2 separate regions of the Homo sapiens genome follow, and region 2 is linked to region 1. Evidence: chromatin contacts called from ENCODE Hi-C or POLR2A ChIA-PET data. All regions are on one chromosome and are shown on one strand. The core of a region is the stretch at or near the end of the contact, and the rest is flanking DNA. Distances in the headings are between cores, read along the strand shown.

What was found. Hi-C counts contacts between places; a loop is a spot of excess contacts on that map. ChIA-PET counts read pairs that join two places held with the same protein, here RNA polymerase II (POLR2A). Pooled maps may share reads with other maps.
Region 2: a pooled map shows a loop between it and region 1 (6-fold over the local background). The contact joins two enhancer-like sites. A Hi-C loop is called at or near these places in 7 of 50 pooled maps. POLR2A ChIA-PET finds 5 or more read pairs at or near these places in 3 of 52 experiments (PC-9, activated B cell and activated CD8-positive, alpha-beta T cell).

What each region holds. Positions count from the first base shown.
Region 1 is chr7:130,837,243-130,841,085 of GRCh38, forward strand. The region is part of intron 3 of LOC105375508 (a long non-coding RNA gene); the gene reads left to right. It also overlaps the pseudogene LOC100133252. Among named protein-coding and RNA genes, the nearest start is that of MIR29A, 38 kb to the right of the region's middle. Within about 2 kb of position 1,594, at least 4 of the 41 ENCODE cell types and tissues checked have a DNase peak (open chromatin) inside an H3K27ac peak, as active enhancers do; they include PC-9, where a contact is called at or near this core.
Region 2 is chr7:131,006,799-131,010,553 of GRCh38, forward strand. The region is part of intron 3 of LINC-PINT (long intergenic non-protein coding RNA, p53 induced transcript); the gene reads right to left. Among named protein-coding and RNA genes, the nearest start is that of LINC00513, 95 kb to the left of the region's middle. RefSeq lists enhancers at 826-925, 2,595-2,644, 2,675-2,804. Within about 2 kb of position 1,278, at least 34 of the 41 ENCODE cell types and tissues checked have a DNase peak (open chromatin) inside an H3K27ac peak, as active enhancers do; they include PC-9, where a contact is called at or near this core.

The DNA.
Region 1 (3,843 bases), core at 344-2,843:
ATGCCACCACACCCAGCTAATTTTTGTATTTTCTGTAGAGACAGGGTTTTGCCATGGTGGTCAGGCTGGTCTTGAACTCCTGGGCTCAAGTGATCCGCCCACCTTGGCTTCCCAAAGTGTTGGGATTACAGGCGTGAACCACTGCTCTGGGGCCTCCATCACACTTCTTATATTATTCTGTTTATACAATGTTTTTCTACATGAGAGATAAATTCTATGTAACCATCATCCAGGTTAATAAATAAAATAATTCCAAGGTCTTAGAAGCCTCTCCTTAATGTGCCCTTCCCTCTGTCAAGGAGCTCACCACCATCCTAACTTTGGGGTTAATAAGAGCAATGCTTTTAGTTACAGTTTTACCACCAAAGCATGTATTTTTTTGTTCAGTTTGAGCTATTTTGGACTTATATAAGTGTCAGTATTTTAATTTGTTTCTTTGAATGAATGCAGTGTTTATAAGGTTTATCTATATAGATGAATGTAGCTATTTTTTAATGTATCTATTTTGCCAGGCATGCACCTGTAATCCCAGCTACTCAGGAGACTGAGGCGGGAGGATTGCTTGAGCCCAGGAGTTCAAGACCAGCCTAGGCAATATAGTGAGACCCACTCAATCAAGTAATCAGTCAGTTATTTTTGATAAATAATACATGTATCAATGTTAATGTTAAGGTATATTTGTGTTGTTTTCAGTTTTAGGCTTTTGGAAACAATGCTTCTGTAAATATCCTAGTACCTGTCTCATGGGTGTGAAGTTGCTGAATCGTAGGATGCATGCATGTTCGTCTCTGCTAGATCATGTGACATTGTTTTCAAAAATGATTTAAAATGCGCTCCCAACACTGTGAGTTCCAGCTGCTCCATATGTTTACCAGTGCTTGGTATTGTTGTACATTTTTTTTTTGTTTTGAGACGGAGTCTTGCTCTGTCGCCCAGGCTGGAGTGTAGTGGCGCGATCTCAGCTCACTGCAAGCTCCACCTCCCGGGTTCACGCCATTCTCCTGCCTCAACCTCCCGAGTAGCTGGGACTACAGGCATCTGCCAACTCGCCCAGCTAATTTTTTTTTTTTTGTATTTTTAGTAGAGACAGGGTTTCACCGTGTTAGCCAGGATGGTCTCAATCTCCTGACCTCGTGATCTGCCCACCTCGGCCTCCCAAAATGCTGGGATTACAGGCGTGAGCCACTGCGCCCGGCCTGTTGTACTTTTTAATTTTTGCCAATCTGGTGGGTGTATGATGGTCTCATTTTGTTGTTGCTTTGATAACTAATGAAGTTGACCACCTTTACATATGTTTTTTGTTTATTTCTTTAGTTAGGGTATTCAGTTTATACTTACTGCCCCAGCATAATTATTAAAATGGTCCCCCTTTCATTCTCTAACATGTCTTGGTTTGGACAACACATTGTACGGCACCCTAACCTTAGTGGGGTCCCTCCGCTAACATGGAAATTTCCTTCTTGCTCGTTAGTGTTTAGGATGATGTGGTCTGGCATCTCTGAGGAAAGAAAAAAAAATGGGATAAATACAGAAGATTGAGTAAAAACCAGATGAGAGGGAAACCAAACTCATTAACTGGGATTACTCAGTCTGACTCAGGATGACCATTTCCAAAATAATGTGTGATGGAGCTTTCAAATGGGTACAAAGCAGATGAGTTTGAGCAACATAATCCAGCAGTAAAAGTGAAAGAATTTGTTTACCCATTTCTCAGAAATGACTCAAGGCACGATCATTATTTGAAAGCTGGTCACAGTGTCTGCTGCAACCACTCACTCCCCTTTCAGTCTGTAACAAATCTCTTAAAAGCTGACATGTGAAACCAATAGTATGTTTCTTACCTTGAGATCATCTTGTGAAGTTTCTTACTCTATTTTTTAAAATGTGTTTGTTAGATTTTATTTTCTAAGTAATATTGATTAAAAATATTTATACACCTACTTTTAAGTCCACAGTTTAGCACTCTTATTTGTATGGCTTTAAAAGTTATAGCACAGGGTCTTTACATTAAGGACTGGGGGAAAAGATTCCATTCAAAACAAAGCCTGATAATTATAGACATGTTTTTCTCTGTACTTTATTTTAAATACATTAATTTTTAAACAATGCTCATCTTTTTTTTTATCTGGTGGTAAAATACTAGTGCAACTTTTCATCAAAAGAAAGTTGACCACAGATGTAAATGAATTTTCCCAATTGAAAATTGCCCTTCAGCTGCCACTAAATAAAATTTCTCAACCTAACTTAAGTGAAAAGAACTGGTGGTTGTCATTATAAGTAAAAATATAAAGTATCATAGCATTGTCTACATTGCTCCTTACAATACAAACTTTGAAAGAACCAGAGATGCTTTATAGGAGTTTAGTCGGTTTTGAAAAGGCACGTGTGTGTGTGTGTTTTAATATTCTAAAAATTTTCCCACCACCACTCTTTGTGTTGCAGAGACAGCATCGGTGACTACAGGGCTAGACAAGAACATTTGTTCAGACTAAAGAAAGCCAGAAGCCAAAATTCAGCTGCACAGTAACAATGTACTTTTCATCATGCAGCCTTGTGTTTCCTATATATTTGATTTTCTACTATGCATTAGAATACATAAACTTGTATTCTAATGATTTAAGTTTGATTTCACAATATGGAAAAAATTTGAGGAAGAACATGACCTGGGAAAGAGAAAAGGGAGAACTTTTACCACAATGAACATAGATACATTCGTACCCCACTATATGATAAGAATATAATCCATTTAAGTTACAGAAAAGATCTCTTCAGTTATGGGAAAGATCCCTCTGCTGTGGCATTAAGTTTGGGGAGGGGAATTGACTTGTTCCAACAGAAACAGAAACAACAGGAAATAGCTTAACTTTGGTCCACTTGTCTGTTAGCTGAACGACAGTCATACTGCCTATAATCGGTTCAGAAACCCAACAATTATATTTTAAAATATATTCATGTGTAATTTCATTCTAAAACTGGCATAGCTGTTCTGCCCTCATTCTCTGCCTTTTCAGCTTCAGAATGTGCTGTCAGCACGGTCTCTAATCCTCAGCATCTTCGTGATCTTCCCTGGCAGCCTCAGCATCTGCTTGGCTAGGCTCTGTCTTCTCTTGGGTCATGATTTCTGGGGTCATGTGGACGAAGCCTGCTTCTGGAAGTTCACTTTGTACTTCCACTGGCATCTGATTTTCCCGTTCCACATGCGGCTCCTCTCCGTGTACTTCAGTACCTTCTTCAGGCTGAATTCAGCCCACTGCTAGGTAACTCACTTGGACCTGCTCTGGAAGCTCACTCCTGTGTGTCGGGCACCTGGCTATCCCTGCGTGGTTCTGGGTGGACGTGTTCCACGATCGCTTGTGCTGAATCCACCTGGACCTGAAACAGTGGGAGCACGTGTACCTCCCAGCTTGTTCTATAATATCATTGATGTCACAGGTTCAGCTTGTACCTGTGTTTCTGCTGAAAGAACTTCTCCCATTACTAGACGCTTTGATATATTGTATCACTGAGATGCCTCCTTAATTCATTTCCTTGCATAAACCACAAGTCACATAAAGTACAATGGTTGGGTTTACCTCTAGTATGTATTACTGAGTGATATTTGAACTGGTTCTAGCTGTTAAACACACTGTTGCAGACCTGGCACTCATGAGCTTCTTTCTTCCTTTTTTTGCCCCTACTCATTTGGCATGCAGTGAGGTGACATTTGAGGGGGCTATTTCTAGCAAATTGTTCATGACAATTTGGATATTCAAAAGGTTTTTCACCTGTTCTTTAAAATGTCCAGAATGGTCACACTGTTTCTCACAGTACTGACATACATGAATTTTTCCACCAGTTCTTTGC
Region 2 (3,755 bases), core at 28-2,527, 170 kb after region 1:
AAAATTGCCCAGTTTTTTCTCTGCCCAATTTTAAATCTTCATGTGTCCAGCGATGTCTGCATTCAAAGTGATTAGGCCAAATCACTGTCTTACCAGTTTTACTCCCAAAACTAAGTACAAATCCATTTTAATCTATTTATCTGTACATCAAAAGATTTTTCTCTAGAAAATACTTTTTTTTTTTTTTTTTGAGACAAGTCTTGCTGTGTCACCCAGGCTGGAGTGCAGTGGCATGATCTCGGCTCACTGTAACCTCTCCCTCCTGGGTTCATGCAATTGTCCTGCCTCAGCCTTCCGAGTAGCTGGGATTACAAGCATGCACCACCACGCCCAGCTAATTTCTGTATTTTTAGTAGAGACGGGGTTTCACCATGTTGGTCAGGCTGGTCTCGAACTCCTGGCCTCAAGTGATCCACCCACCTTGGTCTCTCAAAGTGCTGGGATTACAGGTGTGAGCCACTGCATCTGGCCTACATTTGTATTTTAAAAAGGTAAAATTAACAAAAGGTGCCCATCTACGTAAAAAAGTCAAAAGGAACCATCTACCTGCAAGGCAGCATGAATAAAAATGTAAAGGCAAACTTAACTGTTACAATAACATATCAGCTCTGAGTCTAAAGGAAAACGGGTGTTTGTCTAAGAAATGTGCTAGAGAGAACCAGCCAGTTTTAATGTGCCTTAAGCAATGAAAACCTGTTTCCTCCTTTCCTTCTTGTCCTTTTGAAAAGACAACATGTCACAGGGAGACGTTTTTCTAACAGCATCCATCCTGGTGACAAATGTTTGCCAAGGGTGGGGAGAGAGGAGGGAGGAAAGAAAGAAAAAGAGAAGGAAGACGCCATCTGCTGACGAAAGAGAAAAGAAGAGGAGGAGGAATTGGAAGGCGCCACTTCCGGGTCCGTGTCTGAGAAATACAACGTATCACCATAAGGCAGACTTCTACTCAATATAAGGAAGAACTTTATAATAATTGGAGGAATTCAAAGGCAGAATTGATCAGGGACCAAAGTTCAAGCAGGGGGTGGCGAGGTCTCCTCAGGCAGAATAATCTTTCGTAAGCTTCTCCCTCTTGAAGGAAGAACGGCCCCAGTTCAAGTAGAAGAAAATACTGTGCTTATTATTTTTCTCTAATTCTTAAATGTTTCAAATAGTCTCTATCTTGATAATTCACGATTCAAAGGACTGAGACTGAAACATCAAATAAGCAAGCACACAAATTTGCCTGACACCACCTGCCCCCACCCCTAGTCCCTGGGCCTTATTTCTGGGCTTGCTGCTGGGCTCTCCACGGGCAGCTGGCTGCCATCGCTCCGCTGGAGGGCGGTACCATGAGCACGGATGGGGCCCACATGGCAGGCAAAGCACTGGAAATTGATGCCGCACCCCGCTGCTGCCTCTCAGTCAGCAACTGGCCAAAGCTGATGTGTAAGTGACCCATGTGGGCTAACACTGAGGCCTGGTCCTTACACTGGCTCCCAGAGTGTCCAGCAAAGTTAGGCTCCAATTGTTTCCCTATCTCGCTTCCCTTAAAATGTTTCTTTCACCTTCCAAACAGATAACATACATCTCTGTCTCAGCGGAACTCAATCCAAGAAAACACCTCACACCATGATGATATAAAGATGACATAATCTACAAATCATTGAAGATTCTCATCTTGGTTTCTTAGATTTTCTAGCCACATATTTTAGACTCAGTTTTGTCACACAGTAACACAAAATATACAGGTATTTATACAACAAAATATTAATATAAAACAAGTTATCAGTCCTATGTTTGTGAAGACTAGAGAGTCCACTAGACTCATAAAAGGAATGATGAAGAATACTATCATTTCTTTCAATTTTTTCAATTCTGAGAGCGAGTGACTTTGAAGTCAAAAAGACAAAAATCACTGCAGTATAATGAAAAGAAATTCCAAAGCACTATTTTGTTATGTGGAGAAGTTCACTTTCACAATTACTAAAGGCTTACTGTGTGTTTCAGACGCTGTGCTTGGTCCTACCTAAAATACAAAATCAAGACCACCCAGGCCCTGCTCTAAGGAAGTCACTCTCTAGAAAGGGACAGAGACATGTAAGTAAATAATTCCACTCGAGTGTAATAAGTGCAATCATTCAACCTTGGACAAAGACACTAGAGGAAGGTCTGTCTGTAGGGGGAAAGGTCAAAAAAGGTTTTGTCATTTAGTATCATGTGAACAAGGTTCCCAAGGATTCCTCTAAGAGCTGACTGGGGACTCCAGGAGCGAGAGGGGACACACGAAGTAGAGACTCAGCCTGGGAGGAAGCAGAAGGGTGAAGCAGCTTTGTGCATTCATCTCTCCCTGGCTTCAGTTCAACAGATGGAAAATTAATAGGCATATGAAAATAAATAATTTTTTCTTCTAGATTATAAGATCCTCACGCTACATCAATAATTACTTACTTGACAAAAGTCAGAGACATTTTCTGTCTCAGAAAGAGCCTCTAAAATGCTGTGCCCTCATGAGTCACTCTGGTAGCATAAATCAGAGAAAAACTATCTGACTCAAATTACAGTTACTGTAAAAGTTCATTATTACTTACTAAAAGCCCTCAGGTCTACAGCCATTGGGGGGTGGGGGGGGGGAAGCCTCCTATTTTTAGAAATAAGACTTATTTTCTCATCTTCTGCATGTTTGGTTTAATTTAAACTTATTCTTGGAGTTTCAATAGACATTGATGGCTATGGTCCAGTTGCTGAGGCAAATCTCTCTTTAACTCTATGGGAGGTGAGAGGCTCCAACGGGGACCAGACTTTGGAAACTGCACACCATCAAGGGTTTGCCATTAGAGGACTTCTCTTGTCTAACAGAAACAGGGCAATGCTACAACCTTGTGATTCTTTTCCTTCTTCTAGGCTATCAGGAAGAAAACTGAATATCCTTACATTGTGAGGTCAGATGTATGGCTTTCATTCTGAATGCAGTAACTTCAAATGTAGACACGTGAACAGAAAGCTTTGTAACAGAAAAACAGCATTGTTTCGTTAGATGACTATAGATAGTATTTCATAAAATACAAGAAAAACACTCAAAATTAGCTCCAAAAAATGTATGAAAGGTGATACTCTGATATTTAATAAAACTGAACCTCTCACAACAATAAAATGATCCAATTTCATATACCAATCAATAAGCAAGGGTCTACTAACTTCACCAAGAAAGAGAAAAAAACCTAAGTTAATGCAAAATAATTTGGATCTTAAGGACGTCAATAACATGGGCCTTGCAGAAAGTTCCAAAAAACATGCTTTCATACCTTTAACTCTATGAAAAACAAACAAGCGTTACCTCCTGCAGCTAATGAGCACTGACAGGCTCAAGGTAGTCGCCATGCTATGAAATGTGGCAATAGCTACAATGTCATCTGTTTAGTTGTTCATCAGTTCATTGCTTAGGAGCCACTCAGAAGCAGCTGGGCGCAGTGGCTCATGCTTGTAATCCCAACACTTTGGGAGGCCGAGGCAGAAGGACAGCTTGAGTCCAGGACTTGGAGATCAGCCTGAACAACACAGAGAGACCCTGTCGCTACCAATAAAAAAAATTAGGCGGTCGTGGTGGTGCACACCTGTGGGAATTTGCTGTGCTTGTGGCCAATTAAGTGTTCCACTCTGAGGACAAAAATGAATGAACCTGGGAGTCTAAGATGGGAGGATCGCTTGAACCTGGGAGGTCGAGGTTACAGTGAGCCGTGATTGCACCACCGCACTTCCTACATTCTTTTGCAATAGGA